2 separate regions of the Homo sapiens genome follow, and region 2 is linked to region 1. A link is a loop called in an ENCODE intact Hi-C map of the cell type or tissue named here. Cell type or tissue: heart left ventricle. All regions are shown on one strand. Links, peaks and the distances in the headings refer to the core of each region. The heading gives the core; the rest is flanking DNA. Region 1 overlaps LOC643339 (a long non-coding RNA gene). Region 2 overlaps LOC643339 (a long non-coding RNA gene).

Region 1 (8,642 bases), core at 494-8,493:
CTAGGAAATATGACTTGACAAATTATTATATTATTATTTTAAATGTTTTAATTAACTGATAATCTTAGCTGATAATTTTAACTAAAATATGAAGGTCCATGTATAAAAGGAGAATAATAATTGTAGCCAATATTTATTGAACTCTTTCTATAAAGCAGGTACTGTCAAACCACTTTAATCATCTAATTGAGAGGGAGGACAGGATAGTGTTTAAACATCTGGATTCTAGAGCCACATAGACTTTTAAAAAAATATTGACAGGTTGAGGCAGATTACTTAAGCACTCTGTGCCTTGATGTTCTTATCTGTAGACAAAAGGAATAGTATTTCCTTCATAGGATTTGAAACCGCCTTTACAAAATTTTGACTGAGACAGTGAAAGAGATCTAACTTAACTGACTCCATCTTGCTTCTAACCTCCAAACTGTCCTTGTTCATTCCTGGGCGTAGGCTGAACTAACTTTGGGAGAAACTTAGTTTATAATTTATAGTTTAAAACAAAGATGACAACAGCCCTTCCCCAAAGCATACCTCCTTCTTGCCTGGAGACTAGGTTGTCTCTGCAGGACTAACATTAGCGACAAGATTAGAAATTATGGTTTAGGAGTTATGCAGCTGGAGGATACAATATTCTGATTCTTCCTAAACTGCTCTTAAGATCAGTGCTTGAGATATTTTGTAGGCCCTGCACTTGATGGATCAGCTGTCACCAGCCAGATTGATAAACTGGCTCATCTGATCTTGTGGCCCCCACCCAGGAACTGACTCAGTGCAAGAAGCTGGCTTCTTCTTTTTTTTTTTGACACAGAATCTCGCCCTGTCACCTACGCTGGAGTACAGTGGTGCAATCTCAACTCACTGCAATCTCTGCCTCCTGGGTTCAAGTGATTCTCCTGTCTCAGCCTCCCCAGTAGCTGGGATTACAGGTGCGCACCACCATGCCTGGCTAATTTTTATATTTTTAGTAGAGATGGGGTTTTGCCATGTTGGCCAGGCTGGTCTCGAACTCCTAACCTCAAATGATCCACCTGTCTCAGCCTCCCAAAGTGCTGGGATTATAGGCGTGAGTCACCGTGCCCAGCCAAGAAGCCAGTTTCTGCTCTCTATGATTTCATCCCTGACCAATCAGCACTCCTGGCTCACTGCCTTACCCCCCACCCACCAAGTTGCCCTTAAAAGCTCTGCTCCCTGAATGCTCAGGGAGACTGATTTGGGTAATAATAAAACTCCAGTCTACACAGCTGGCTCTACATGGATTACTCTTTCTCTATTGCAATCCCCCTGTCTTGAGAAATTAACTCTGTCCAGGCAGTGGGTAAGCTGAACCCCTTGGGCAATTACAGATTGTCTTGAGGGTAAAGTAAGCCCAGCCTTTGGCCTGTCTCCTAACTGGAATACTTAGGTGCAGAAATCCAGCTTGTCTGTCCATCCTTTCTTTCTCTCCTTCCTTCCCTCCTTCCTTCCTTTGTTTCCATTTTCTTTTTTTTAAAACTATTGGAAGACTGTAAGACATGGGCATCACATTGGACTGGCCCAGTAGGAAGCAAGGAAATCTAGTTTAGAGTTGGATGTACTACACAAAGCAGGCTGGTCTACCCCCATGAGGCCAGTGAGCTGGGCTGGGTTTCAAGTTGTCAGTCGACTGCCTTGCTCAATCCTCTTGAAAGAACAACAACAGCAACAAAAATGTGGGTCACCCTGTGGACTATTGGGCAAGTATCTGAATGCTCCCTAGGGCAGCTGCTCAGTGGCTTGGAACAACCCATGCTTTTTCAATGGGACACTGAAAGCTGGCCAATAGGCCACCCTAAGGTGTCCCTCTGATTTCATGCCCTCATGACCGAGGACTTCTCTCTTGTTGGCTCTGGCTCCCCTGAAGTCCCACTTACCATTCTCATCTGGCTGAATCTGGCTGAACTTGTGGTGGGGGCTCCTGTCCTCTTTATTTCTTTAGCATTGGTCAAAATGTCCCTGTGGGACACCCTTCCCTGCCCCGTGCCCAGTTATTTCTATCTTTAGAAGGTAGAAACTGTGGATACAAGTGCTGGCTCATTCTCAGCTAGGTCATCTGTCCAGAGCCTTCCTGGGTTATGCAGGCATGCTGTAGCTTTCATTTATCAATGCTTGGGATTGTGAAAACAGCTTTTCACAAACGAAACAACCAAAAACTCCAGACAAGTTTACCTAAATTTGTAAAGGTTTCTAAAGCTGTTTTTTTTTCTTGTGCACAGTTATTTAAAAATGAACAGCAATGATTTATAATGCCAGTGAGGGCAACTGTGTTTAGAATGTTGCACCCACTTCTGACAGCCCCTACTACCCCCTCCTTTCTTTAGAAATGACACTCAGGCCTTTAAAAATGTACATGGTGTGATATAGTAACAAAAATATATTTGGTCACTGCCTCCATTTCCTGGCAGACAGCTCTTAAAACCCCTGGAATTGGCTGGGTGTGGTGGCTCATGCCTGTAATCCCAGCACTTTGGGAGACCGTGGTGGGCAGATCACTTGAGGAGTTTGAGACCAGCCTGGCCAACATGGTGAAACCCTGTCTCTACTAAAAATACAAAAATTAGTTGGGCATGGTGGTGCACACCTGTAATCCCAGCTACTTGGGAGGCTGAGGCAGGAGAATCGATTGAACCCAGGAGATGGAGGTTGCAGTGAGCCGAGATTATGCCACTGCACTCCAGCCTGGGCAACATAGTGAGACTCTGTCTCAAAAACTAACTAACTAACTAACTAAATATCCTGGAATTTCCTTAGTGATAAGTGTCTTTTTGTATGTTAATGAGATGACTGAAGGCTGGGGGCTTCTGGATGGCCTCTGGACAAGCAGGGTGGGGTGGAGGTAGGGTGGCTGGTTGCCAGGGGAAACAATCATGTGATTAGAGGGTTGGGACTTTCAGCCCCACCACTCAACTCTTACCTCCAGGTAAGGGGAGAGGGGCTGAAGGCTGAGGGGGTTGATCACTGATGGCAAGTGATGTAATCGATCATGCCTATGCAGTAATGAAGCTTCCTTAAAAACTCAGAAGGATGGGCTCAGAGAGTTTGTGGGTTGCTGACCTTGCGGAGGTGCCTGGTGGGTGGCATACCTGGAGAGGGCAAGGAAGCTCTGCACCCTGTGTCCAGTATCTTCCCATATGCAAGGGCAACATATCTGTTCCATCTGGCTGTTTCTGAGTTGTACTGAGACAAGAAATTTCCCTTGACCCTTGTGATGGGGTGCTTCCCTTACTCAGCCTGCAGCTCTTAACCCCTTGAGGGAGGGGGAGCATGCAGGTGAGCGGGTGCAGGAGCTGGAGTAAGCGTTTTTGGGCGCCAGCAGGAGCAAAACTCTGTGAGGCCCTGTGACAGCATCTGGGCGGAGAGGGGGTGTGGTCCCTGTGACCCATGAAGCCCCAGAGGGCGTGTGTTACAGTGGTCTTTTAGCATTGCTGTCCACAGATGCCTTAAGTGTTAAACAGTTCAGTGGGCCCTCTACCTATTCATGAGGGCAGAGGATCAGCATAACAGCCTTTAGTGTCTGCACTTGTGGCACCCAAGCTCTTGTTTGGTGTCCAGGAAAACTCAGGTTGCATGAACGAATTGAAGGGTGGTGAATGTGGAGGATTTTATTGCCAATGAAAGTGGTTCTCAGTGGGAAGGGAAGCTGGAAGGGGGATGGAGCAGGAAGGTGATCTTCCCCTGGAGTACAGCCATACCCAGCTGGACTCCTCTCTGAAGCAACACCGTCAAGCTGTCCCTCTAAAGTCAAGCTGCTTCTCTCTGATGTGCAACCGCAGTCTCTGACGTCCATCTGCTTCTTCTCTTCTCCCCTTCTCTGCCCTCCACCAGTTGGGTTAGGGGTTTTTATGGGTACAGGATGGGGGGTGGAGAGGGCCGTGTGTGGTTTTGGAAAAGGCAACATTTGAGCGGGAAAGCAGGAATGCACGTTTTCACTTTAGGTTATGGTTCCATGCTTGAAGGTGGGGCTTCACCAGGGACCCTGCCCTTTTCTGCCTAGAATTTCTCTGCCTCCTGTCCCTATCAGTACCCTTTGTAATAAACTGGTAGTCTAGTAAGCAAAATGTTTTTCTGAGTTCTGTGAGCCATTCTAGGAAACGATGGAACCTGAGATGGGTTCTGGGAAGCTCTGATTTACAGCCAATCAGTCAGAGGCACCAGTGACAACTTGGGCTCATGATTGGTGTCTGAAGTGTGGGGGAGAGGTGGGGAGAAGTCTTGTGGTACTGAGCCCTGAACCTGTGGGATCTGACGCTACTTCCAGGTACATAGTGTCTGAATTGAATTAAATTGTAGGACACCCAGTTGTCCTACAATTGTCTGGCGTGGGAATTGGAGAATTGTCTGGCATGGGAACAGGCCACACATCTGGTCACAGAAGTGTTCTGTGCTGAGTGTGAGCATAGAAAACACTGTTTGTTCTTTTATTTAGTGTCAGATTTGAAGTATTGAGAGTATCTTGGAGGACAAATCTATTTTCCCTAACAATGGGAAATACCAACTACTTGCCAGGGATTGATCTGTAAGTAAGAACTGCCTTAGTAAAGTAAACCCTCATTAGCAGATGGTTATCTCATGGCTTCCTATATTTACCTTTCCATGATGAATGGGAAGACCTGCCATTGCCAAGATAAAGAGTTTTCCTAAAGTTTGGGCAGCCTCCACCTTTCCCAAGCCAGCTGTCACCCCTGGCCCCATTCCTGCCTGGTTGGCAGCAGTCTCTGAAGTCAAGCTCTCTACATCTGGGTTGGGGCCGAGGTGCCAGGAACAGGCAAGAGGAAGCTCTTTTTCCACATCTGCCAACCCCCATCCTTCTCTTTGTTGAGAGCTTTTCTCAAACCTTGTCCCCTTAGAGAAACCTGCCTAAAACCATGGAGTGGCCAGCCCCCTTTCGTGTGTCCACAGGCAAACTTCCATCTAGGTTAGCCACTCTAGATTTTTTAATTTTTATTTATTTATTTATTTTACTTTATTTTATGTTTATTTATTTATTTTTTTGAGACAGAGTCTCACTCCATTGCCCAGGCTGGAGAGCCAGTGGTGCAATCTTGGCTCACTGCAACCTCTGCCTCCCTGGTTTAAGCAATTCTCCTGTATCAGCCTCCTGAGTAGCTGGGATTACAGGCATGTTCCATCATGCCTGGCTAATTTTTGTATTTTTAGTAAGATGGGGTTTCACCATGTTGACCAGGCTGATCTTGATCTTCTGACCTCAGGTGATCTGCCCACCTCAGCCTCCCAAAATGTTGGGATTACAGACGTGAGCCACCGCACCCAGCCAGATTTTTGTCATAAATAAATGCAAGCATATTTCTCCACAAAAGGAATATAAATGACACAAAGGTATATGTGACTATCCATTTTCTTGCATCACTAACCAACCAGATTGAGAGAAAGACATGGTTCTGAGGCTTTAGCCTGCGGAGTGTTCAAGATTGTGGGCTTTGAAATGGGCCTTCCTGGTTCCAATTCAGACACATAGTAGAGGGGCCTTTCAGCCTCCCTATGCCTCATTTTCTTTACTGGCAAAATGCAAATAATGCTAGTATTTACCTTTTGGAGTTGTTGTGAAGATGATGGGACCTTATAAAGCATCTAGAAAGTGCCTGGCTCATATAAACTCTCAATATTCCACCCACTACCCATAATTTTTTTTTTTTTTTTTTTTTTGAGACAGAGTCTTGCTCTGTTGCCCCAGGCTGGAGTGCAGTGGCGCAATCTTGGCTCACTGCACCCTCTGCCTCCCGGGTTGAAGCAATTCTCCTGCCTCAGCCTCCTGAGTAGCTGGGATTACAGGTGCGCGCTACCCAACTAATTTTTTTTGTGTGTATTTTTAGTAGAGATGGGATTTCACCACATTGATCAGGCTGGTCTCAAACTCCTGACCTTGTGATCCACCCACCTTGGCCTCCCAAAGTGCTGGGATTACAGGCGTGAGCCACCACGCCTGGCCTACTACCCATAATCTTAATTTAAAAAAATCAGTCTGCACTCAAGGTTTCTTCCTGAAGCCTTGTGGGAAGGTCTGACTACAGATACACATGTGTCTCTGTTGCTGTAGCTCAGCGTTCATGAGTGTCCTGTTATATCATTTGTGAACCTGCAAAAGTCTTAAAAGAATAGTAAAAAAGGACAAATGGGCAATTCTAATTCTGTACTCTGCTCTGAGCAGAAACTTTTGGTTTATTACAGGCATGAAAGAACTAGAGCTTTAAGTTCACACTGGCCTTATGCATAGAATCCAGAAAAAAAGAAAAATTAGCATAATAGGCATTTTGACTATTTGCTCAACTTTTATAGTCAGTTGGAACAAGCCACCCAGTTTCCAAATTATTCCTTGTACAGGATTTGTAATAGAACAAATCACTCAGTTGCCATGTTTTGTTTTTTCCTTCTGTAGATTGAGAATTACTCTGACCATTTCAATGGGGTTAAAGGTTAATTTCCCGATAATTTAAATTTACTAACTTCACCATTGAAAGAGCTCCATAATCCAATGGGCAAAATAATCTCAACTAAAAGCTGAGATTGAGAAGTTTCTGGCTTCGTGTCCTACTATAACTTCTTAGGTGATATTGGAGGAAAGTAAATGCCACTCCAGTTTTAATTTTTGATGAGGGAAGTATTGCTTTGCCAGGCATTCAGCTGATAGAAATCATATGGTGTTTGATTATCAAGAATCCTGGAGGTACACGTTATCTTTTTGCTTGAGGGGGAACCAGTGCCAGAAGGAAGGAGGATGGTATAAGGGTGAAGAAGGGAGGTTGAGGGGAAAAGAAAGGAAAAATGGAAAAAAGGAAAACCTTTTAATGTTTTCTCCTCTTGGGAATGAACAGCAAAAATTGATTTGGGCTGGGTGCAGTGGCTCAGGCCTGTAATCTCAGTACTTTGGGAGGCTGAGGCTGGTGGATTACTTGAGCCAAGGAGTTTGAGACCACCCTGGGCAACATGGTGAAACCCTGTCTCTACAAAAAATACAAAAATTAGCTGGGTGTGGTGGCATATGCCTGTAGTCCCAGCTACTTGGGAGGCTGAAGTGGGAGGATTCCTTGAGCCCAGGAGGCTGAGGCTGCAGTAAGCCATGTTTGTGCCACTGCACTCCAGCCTGGGCGACAGAGTGAGAACCCATTAAAAAAAAAAAAAAAAAGTTGATTCGGAAGCGATATTGGAGAGGCAGTAAATCTCTCTGTCAAGGTGTGTGTGGCAGCAAGATGGCTGATCTCCCCATCAATCTATCTCCATAATCCTCACCGAGTTCTGCTATCAGAGGCCCTCGGAAGGTGACTGTCAAACAGAGCATGACTTTTCCCAGCATATGGAACATGCCTAGTTTGAGAAGCTTGAGAGGGCCATTAAGAGGCTGCAGCAAAAGGGAATAGATGGTATCCAAGAAACATCTGTCCAATTGACATCAGTTTACATCAAGGCAAAGAAAGTTCTATTGCAGTGTCCCCTGCACATGTGAATTCGAGGTGATGGCTTCTCCTGCAAGGCTGACAATGCAACAACCATGTTATCCATTATTATAATTCACTCACATTTTAGATGTGAAAACCCACCCAAAGTTGTCTCATCAGGGCTGGGATTCAAACTGATTTCCTCAAACTATGACAGCCCCAACCTCAGGATTCCACATTGAATTATTAATTATTTTTTAGCAGAGCTGATGGATATGTTAAAAGAAAACAACAGCAAACAGCAACAACATAACTACCATATAATGTCATAAGCAGTGTAACAGAGGCACATATCAATTGCGTTAGTAACTCAAAGTGGAGAGCAGTTGACGTGAGGGTGAGGGAGGGAAGGTGAGAATGGGGTAAAGTTAGGGAGGCTCTGAGGAGTAATCGTTGTGAAGTTTTATCTAGTATGCTTCTGGGGGAAGAGATCACAAATGGGGCTGCCTGTGGACACATTGTCTTTCACAGTGTTTGAAATTATTTTGAATAAATTTCCAACACTTATTTATTTATTTATTTAGAGATGGAGTCTCGCTCTGTCACCCAGGCTGGAGTGCAGTGGCATGATCTTGGCTCACTGCAACCTCTGCTTCCCGGGTTCAAGTGGTTCTTCTGCCTCAGCTTCCCAAGTAGCTGGGACCACAGGCATGTGCCACCATGCCTGGCTAATTTTTTTTTTTTTTTTTGAGATGGAGTCTTGCTCTGTCACCCAGGCTGGAGTGCAGTGGAGTGATCTCGGCTCAGTGCAACCTCTGCCTCCCGCGTTCAAGCAATTCTCCTGTCTCAGCCTCCTGAGTGCCTGGGACTACAGGCGCACACCACCTCACCCAGCTAATTTTTGTATTTTTAGTAGAGACGGGGTTTCACCATATTGATCAGGCTGGTCTTGAACTCCCCACCTCAGGTGATCCACATGCCTCGGCCTCCCAAAGTGCTGGGATTACAGTCATGAGCCACCGTGCCCAGCCATCCGGCTAATTTTTGTATTTTTAGTAGAGATGGGGTTTCACCATGTTGGCCAGGCTGGTCTCGAGCCCCTGACCTCAAGTGCTCTGCCCACCTCAGCCTCCCAAAGTGCTGGGATTACAGGCGTGAGCCACCGCACCTGGCCCCAACATTTAAAAACAGGATATTTCACATAAAAATAAAAATTTCTCATTTCTCTTTGAAAAT
Region 2 (8,642 bases), core at 244-8,243, 47 kb after region 1:
GGACCTCCTTTGGTTCTGTGTCAGGTTGCCCCCTCTGTTGTCTTCTGGCTCTGTGAAGATACCCCCACCTCCTCCCATGTGATGCCCGTGCTCCGGAGACCTCTGTCATTTTGTAAGCCTGGTTTCCCCTCAACCCTGTGTGAGGCAGGCAGCCAGCATCACTGCCCTAGTTTCATGGATAGAGCAACCGAGTCATTTTTCTATTGTTACTGGACAAAGGTACCGAGTGAGTCATTATAAAGTCCTAGAATCAGATCCTAATTCTTGTTCCTGGCATCATTCACGGACCTGAATTCCACCAAAGGTTCAAGAGGATACTGGCCACTGACCAGCTCAGAGAAGAACGCATTTGCGTGTGACTGAGTCAAAAATAAGGATTAACTCTGTCTTGACACTTGCAGGCTTGAAAAAGAAAGCGGGGGAATATGTGCATGAGTAACATCATCATCTCATCATACCGGGATTCTCAACCTCTCTCAAAATGTTTTGAGAATTCCCTGGCACATGATTTCCTTAGTACTAAATTTTTAAATTAAAAAAGTATCTTATTTGCCATTGAAGCAATCAATTTTCTTCATCTTACAACAGAATCATTTATGTGAATTTGGATCCAAGAGGAAAATAAATTTATTTCCTTCTTTTTGCAAGAGAATCTTTGAAGTATCTGGCAGAGAAAAAAAAATGAGCTTGCTCATGAAATAAAATTAGAAACACAAACCATTCCAAACACAAGCTGTTCATATTTAGTAGGATGATGCTTTTTATGTAGCATTTTCTGAATAGCTTCGAATTTCCTAATTTTTTTTCCTTTCCTTGTGTTTTTCTTTGTCTCACATGTCACCCTATTTATTCATTCCCTCACCGACCTTTCCAGCTAAGGAGGAGAGAGGCACAAGGTATATCTGCAGAAGTAACCATGGATTTAAAAGTAGCTACAGCATCAATTTAAAGGCAAGTTACAGCTTTAGTACATTAAACTTGGTGACTTTATCCTTTGCTTCATAGCTGTAGGAGAAGGGAACGTTTTGGAAAGCAGAAATAGGAGTTCTTACTGGGAATCCAGAAACTCAAGATTGTCTTTCTTAACGAACTACAGAAATGGCCCCTGAAAGTATAGTCTTGGTTGTCTTTCTTTCTTTCTTTCTTTCTTTTTTTAATCACCTGCACCAGCCCTTCAGTTCCTAGCTAGGGCCCTCTGAGTCAGGATCCTCAAAGATGGGTCCTAGGAATCTGCATTTTTAAAAACTTCCCAGAAGGTTCTCATATCTACTAAAAGCTCGAGAGTCTCTGCTCTGAAGGGGCTTTGTGGATGGGTCTTCAGGGACTCTGTGAAGCCCCTCAATGTGTTTATAAAGTGTATGTGTGTATATATATATATGTGTGTATTTTTCTGAAGTAAATTCTCAAAGGCGTCTAAGACCCCAGCAAAGGTTAAGGCCCAGTGCATAATGGCCAATAAATGGAGAGAAAAAAAATGTACAAATATCACGTATTAATGAAAAGAAGAATGCAAGTTAAAACAAGATTATTACTTTGTACTCACAAACTTTTGAAAAAATCAGTGGTGGTTGGCAAAGATAGAAAAATAAGAATTCTCATACACTGCTGAGGGTACAGACATTTTGGGAAACAATTTGACAATAGCTAGCAAAACCTAAAATACATTCTCCTTACAGCCCAGCAAGTCCACTTTTAAGCAAATACCAACTCTTGAACATATGAACATGGCATATTTAAGGATATTCTTTGGGATACTGCTGATAATTAATTGTGAAAAATTGGAAACAACCTAAATATGTACCTTAGGGGCAGAAAGAAGGTGATCCCTTTCCTCCCTGTCATAAGGGTCATGGCCAACACCCCTATAACAAAGACAAGCTAACAAGAGAAAAGCATAATACATTTATTTGATCACAGTTTTATGAGACATGAGAGTCTTCAGAATGGAGACCAAAGATCCAGGAAAAATTGATCCCTTTTTTTATGCTTAGGTTCAATGAAGAATGTACAGCCATGTAGAACTACAATTGGGGGAAACAGGAATAATCTAATGGAAATAGACCGAGTCGCGATACCTATCAAGCCCCGTCAGCTCAGCTTCTTCTTGGCCTCTCTGTGCAGCATTTCTTTCTCCCAGGTATGGAATAGGAACCCTCTGGGACGAGGGTCTTAATTTCTTTGCAGCCAGTTCTTACACAGAAAGGCAGGGGAAGATTACAGTAATATTTTTAGGTTTTATGACTGGCTTCATGTAAAATCTGTTTTGGTTTCTAAGATCTGCCTTGGGGAAGAGGAATCACATTTTCTATGGCTTGCCTTAGGGAAGAATGAGGGGCAAGAGACAGGAGAGTAGGAGAAGGTCAGAGAGAGACTTTGCTTCAGAGGCCTTCACTCTGGGGTGTCGTTTTCTAAGTCCCAACACATCAAGAGAGGAATGGGATAAATAAAATGTTGTATGATCAATGTTAGCTTACTATAATTACAAGGAATGATGTAAATACATTTATTAATAATATTGAAAATAATAGGCTGGGTGTGGTGGTTCACACCTGTAATCCCAGCACTTTGGGAGGCTGAAGCAAGCAGATTGCTTGAGCCCAGGAGTTTGAGACCAGCCTGTGCAACATGGTGAGATCTCATCTCTACCAAAAATACAAAAATTAGCTGGACATGGGGTGCATGCCTGTAGTTAGTCCCAGCTACTCAGGAGGCTGAGGTTGGAAGATCACTTGACCCTGGGAGGTTGAGGCGTAGTGAGCTGTGATCATGCCACTGCACTCAGCCTGGGTGACAGAATGAGATGCTGCCTCAAAATAACAATAATAATAATACTGAAAATAATAGTAGCTAATACTTATATGGTGTTTACAGGCACTGTTCTAAAAGCTTTGCATATATTAACAAAACTGAATCTTAAAACATAATTGTGAGTATAAAAAGCATAGAATAAAATGATACAACACTATGATTATCTTTATGTTTAAAAGCACAAAGTAATACATAGGTTATTGAGATATATATAGAGAGAGTAAAAGTAGAAAATGTGGATTTCACAAATATACACAAAATTCTTTTTAAGGGTAGTCTAGGGCAGCACTAACATGGATTTGTAAGAGTGGGGACATTTCAGTCTCCTTCAGCTGTATCAGGTATATGTTATTTGTAAAAGATCTATAATTAACAGATACTTATATGATACTCACAAAACCAGTTGGCAAGGCAAGATGTTATAAAATCTGAGTGCTCAGTGGCAGGGCAGGGCAAGACAGACAGAAGGGAACAGAAGAGGAGGCCGTGCAGCTGTAGGGCTGTTAAGGCAGAAGGATTTTGTGGAGCACAAGCAAGACTTAAACACAGACGGAGGGACTGCAGGAATCGTACGGCCTGGGAGGTCCTAGAGATAAGACCCCTAGACGATGAAGGTCATCTTGGGGGCGCCACGAATGGAGAGTCAAAGGTGGACACACACAAGGAAGTGGGAAGACATTGGCATTTTCTATCAGGGCATCTGGAAGTCTCTTTTAAGGAATGTATGGTAAGTCATTTAATTATAAATAACAGAGGAAGTGACCAGCTGAATTGCACTTCTGACAAGCAAGAGGAATTATATAGTGAAGTGCAAGTTATCAAACCTTTGAGAGAAGGCCATGATGTCTTCGAAGCATTCACAATATCCAGGGAATTAAGGGCTCAGTGTTGTTAGGTGTGCGCCTTAAATGTCAGGTTGGGAAAACTGAGAAAACTCAAAATATGCAATTTTGCTTCAACCAAAGCAAATGTCTTCTCCTTCTCTCCAAAAAAGAAAGAAAGGGTTGGAGGAAAAATAGTTATGGCTACTCCAGTAATACTCTCTGCAATCAGATTTCAAATTTCGAGCTCTCTGTCTCTCTCCTGCTTCTCTGTCCTCTTTGCCTAAAAGATTAGTTGTGACTTACAAGGATATCCACATTTGGTCCTAGCACCCTTCCGGTCCACCCAACACCCCACCCATATGGACTCTTCATCCTTCATTTCAGTGATGCCAACCTTTGCACATCTTGCTTCCTTTGCTTGGAATGACTTCTCTCTGACCCTGCTTTGCTTGGAAAAGCTCAATCTTCCTTTAAGAACCAGCTCAAAGGTCTTCTGTTAAGCCTTTCTTGAAAGAGGGGCAACATAGCCATTTACACACCCAGTTATTCACCATACAAACACTGATTGAAGGCTACCAATGCCCTCCAGCCAAAGACCACCAGGAACACACTGATAATTAAACAAGCTGGGCTTACTACTCATTGATTTAGGGAGAACATACTTTAAGGACACTATCTTAGCAACTGTGTTAGAAAGAAACTACTAGAAGATTTGGACTTTGGTTGGGTGATTTGTGGAGGGCTTAAGAAATTAAAGATTTGCTCTAGGTCAGATACCATCAGAAATCCAGGCAATTCTATGATTGAGTGCATTACAGGGGGCAGAGTGACCTTGTTTTTGTGCATGGACAAAATTAGGTAGTGACCTTGTTTTGTTTCATTTTATCGTGGTTCAGAATAAGCTTGTCTGAGGTTGGTGTTCTGTGAGATTGTCTATGTCCAACAGGAGAACTATAGCCTGGCTGTGAGTGTCAGATCAGCTTGTAATAATATTGAGGTCTACCGGTGACTATTTCTGGATGTCAGGGCCTGCTTTTTTCTTTCTCTATGCCTATAATGGCTCAGCCATTGGACTGTGATATTGTTCATACGTCTTTTACATCACCCAGTATGCCTTATTATGTAGCAGACAGTGCAGTTATTTCTCAAGATACATCCCAACCCTCTCCCACCGTGGGGCAGCCATGGGATGTGGGTGGGACTGATTCCACTCCCAGCTCCAGGATGGGCCCTGATTTGTCTAGAACATCTGGTGACTTGTTTAGAGATAGGCATTGAATATTCAGTTTCATGGAAACCGACACTGAGATTGCATGCAGGAGGTTTAGTGGGGAGGACACATAGGAATGATGTAGGCAAGAGAGGGAAGGATGATGGCACAGAGGGAGAAATTGACCCAGTATATGATTTCAACAGAGGCTTTATCTGATTCCCCTTTGGAAGCGCTGGAGCCAGGATGATCCTTCAGACATGCCTGAATTGAGGTGACCTCAGGCTTTTATACTCACTCATTGATCAGCCATTAGAGGCAGTGTCCTCTTAAGGGGGACAATATCCTCGAGTCTGGCAGCTCCTTTTGGTCAGAGCAATGCTTTGGGAGGAACTCAGCTGTGAGCCATCAGCCATCAATACTTCCAGAGTGGGAAAATGAGGGTCTCAGTTCTGAAGGGAACATCTGGTTGACACAGGCACTAAAATGGGTAAACAAGAATATCATTTTCTTGTCTTGCTGATAATTCCACCTTCTAGAGGATAGGTTTTTGGTGCTAATTCTGCCTGTCTTAGTCCATTCAGGCAGCTATACCCAAATACCTTAGGCTGGGTAATTCATAAACAATAGAAATTTATTGCTCACAGTTCTGGAGACTGGGAAGTCCAAAATTAAGGCACCTAGTAAGGGCCCATTCCTTATACGGCACCTTCTTGCTATGACCTCACATGGTGGAAGGGACAAGGACACTCCCTTCAACCTCTTTTATGAGGGCAGTAATCTCATTCATGAGGGTGGAGCCCTCATGACTTAATCACTTCCTCAAAGACCCCCACCTCTTAATACCATCACTTTAAGTATTAGGTTCCAACATATGAATTTTGAAGGGACAAGAACATTCAGACCGTAGCTTTGTCCAACAAGGAGTACTTGATAGGTGAAATGAAGAGCCTTGAGAGAAGGTAGCTATTGCTTATTTTAATATGCCACCCAAGGCTAAGCCAGCTGGGTGATATTCCTTGGATACAGCGATTCTTTCAGAAGAGCTCAGGAATTTTTTTTTGGTGATTAGTAGAAGAGAAGCTTGCTAGACACTAGAAGGAAAGTGTACAGTCCCAGCTGCTGGTTGCATCATCAGGACAAAACCAGCATACAGAGGATGGAAAAACTGAGAGAACTGTGAAGAAATGAGAATGGTCATAGCATGCTGGAGCTAGCCTGCATCAGGCAAGGGGTGACTGCGCACATCTCTTCCTAATTCTATCTTCAGTGACTTCATGTTGGTAGCTTGAAATAGGTCGTGGTGGGAGTATTTACACCATGGAAATAGACAAACTCATGGCTCTTTTTTCTCTGGAAAGTCAGTTAGTTGTGACATACTTCCTAGCACACTGCTGATGAAGACCTAATCAAACAGTGCCTGAAGCCTGTCTACTTCTGGACTTTTCAGTTATATGAGTCAATAAATTCTCCTTATTGTGCAAATTACCTTGAATTCTAATTGCTGCATATTATAATTTATCTGTTTGCATATCTGTTTTCTCCAATAAGTTATAAGCTTCCTGAAAGTCAGAGAACATATTTATCTTTGAATTTTTGGTGTCAGTAAACATAGCCAGTACCCAACATATATGTACTGGCTATGAATGTATGAAGCATAAGGGTCTTTGAACTGAAAAGAGCAAACATTAAAAAGATGGAAATGGATAGTCAAGATGGGTGAAAGTATAGATGCTTAAACCAGTCCAATTCTTCTGGCATGAATGAGAAAAAGGAAACAGCTTTCTCTCTCTCTCTCTCTCTCTCTCTCTCTCTCACACACACACACACACACACACCCTATCTCTTTCTGAAGACACAGTGCACAGCGAATGTGGCCTTCAGTGTCAGACAGCCTTGACTTCCATTCTTGCCACAGCTACTTATTGGCTATGGTCCTAGACAAGTTCCCTAATGTCCTAAAGCCTCAGTTTCCTCATCTGTAAAGTGGGCAAAATGATGCCTCCCTCAGAATGAAAGAGAAAGATGAGTAGAAAGCATTTAACCCAGGGCCTGATACAGAGCAGAGATGGCAGCCATTTTTTGCTGTTGTTCTTGTAGCAGATGTTGCTTTGTCACTACGATTACTGTTGTTGCAGCTCCCTTCCTTTTATTGCCTTTGTTCTGGTTCATAAATTTGGATGGGGAAAAATTGCATCTTTATTTTATCTAACCTCTCACTGAAATCTAGCTTTTTGTTTCTATTAAGAATGTAGGCAAGAAACTGCACTGGTATTAGCAGCGCCTATGACTCTTGCCACAGAAATAACAGATCTTTTCATATCACCTGGTAGTTGTTGTAGACAATGGAAACACTCCTTCTCTCATCACTCTTTGAAATGATGGTTGTTATTTGACCTCTCACCAGATCCTATTATTTAAAGCACTGATAAAAGAGTAAAAATATTACTGTATTTGTAATCTTTAAAATATTTGATGTTGTAACTGATTTCCTTTGTAGCTTTATGTATTTCATTTTATGCCTAATAACATTATTCTGAGAAGGGAGTCTGTGGCTTTACCAGCCTGCCAAAGGAAGCCTGGTGCATAAAAGGTTAAGAGCCCCTGCCCTGGGGCCATGTTGCTTCAGGCTGGCTGGTCAGCTCAGTTAGTTCAAGAGCAATGAAGGTCATAGGGGCCCACGTGTAGGGTCAGTTCACTTAACTTTATTCTATTCCTCAGCCACAGAGGCTGGCCAGCGTGTGTCCAAGACCTGGAAGAGGCTGTGTAAGACCAACCTCAATAAGCCCCATCTGTTTGGCAGGAAACAGAATGCCCTGTGGATGGTGGATTAGTCTTGGTGCTGCATTATGGGAGGGGTGGGGTCATTTGGACATAGAACTTGATGGCTTCAAAACACAATAAATGTAGATATTAATCACTTGTAACTGGTGGAGAAGCCTGTGATCTCTCAGTAGTTCCTCATTCTGACAGCCTCTCTCTCTCAGTCTGGGCCTCTTGCTCTATGTTTAGTAAGGCTCCCACTTCCTGTTCCTTTCTCTCTCCATCCCCACCCATCTTGCTCACTCTCTCTCTCCCTTTGCGTTCTCTCTAATTTATTTCCCCCCTTTTCTCTGAGGAGGAAGCAGTAGAAAATCCAAAATGTAGTCACTGGGCATCTGGTGGACATTCTTCTCTGGGCTTGGCCTTGTGTTCTTGGCATGGATACTTGCTGGCCCTGGGTCTGCTCTCACTTTCCTTTCTGTCGTCACACACACACACACACACACACACAAACACACACACACACACACACACACACACTCTGTCTGTCTCTCTCTCTCTCTCCATCTCTTTCTCTCCCTGACACACACTCACACTTCAGAACGATTATATTTATAATACCCTGGGCAGTTCCAAACGCCAGTATGAATTTTAAGAGCACATTTGTGTCTCCTGCTTGGAACAGACTGAATTTTCCACTGTCTGAGAGTTTGAAGTTCTTCCAGCTAAGAGAGCAGTGAGAGCCTCTGGGGGACGAGCCATGTGTCAGATCCCTGTCAACTTTCTGCTCCAAGGGTCACACTCACTCAACATTTGTTGAAGGACCTATGGCCACATTTGGCCCAAGCCACTCATGTTGTGCTTTTCAAGTAAAACCTGGTAGGGGGAAGGGCATCTGGAGTGGAGATACCTGGTGTCAAGTGAGAATGGGTCCTATAGGGCTGACACTTAAAAGCCATCAGAAATTAACCTGTTTTCTGGGCCTAGAGGAGAAGAGGTGGATATTGAAACCAGTAGATCCCGGATATACCCAAAGG

The links. Peaks named below come from ENCODE experiments on the same cell type or tissue, not always from the same donor. Only the 100,000 strongest peaks of a DNase experiment are listed, where the experiment ranks them.
Region 2: a loop joins it to region 1, with 2.3 times the contacts of the local background. A loop is called at or near these places in 7 of 110 quality-filtered maps.

What each region holds. Positions count from the first base shown.
Region 1 is chr12:93,230,807-93,239,448 of GRCh38, reverse strand. All of the region lies in intron 2 of LOC643339 (a long non-coding RNA gene), which reads left to right. Among named protein-coding and RNA genes, the nearest start is that of LINC02412, 61 kb to the right of the region's middle. RefSeq lists a silencer at 7,310-7,510. In heart left ventricle, for the core only: no CTCF peak of the experiment used is centred there; a DNase peak (open chromatin) is centred at 4,728; H3K27ac peaks cover 287 bases.
Region 2 is chr12:93,183,762-93,192,403 of GRCh38, reverse strand. All of the region lies in intron 3 of LOC643339 (a long non-coding RNA gene), which reads left to right. Among named protein-coding and RNA genes, the nearest start is that of LINC02412, 14 kb to the right of the region's middle. RefSeq lists an enhancer at 7,869-8,018. In heart left ventricle, for the core only: no CTCF peak of the experiment used is centred there; no DNase peak of the experiment used is centred there; H3K27ac peaks cover 1,979 bases.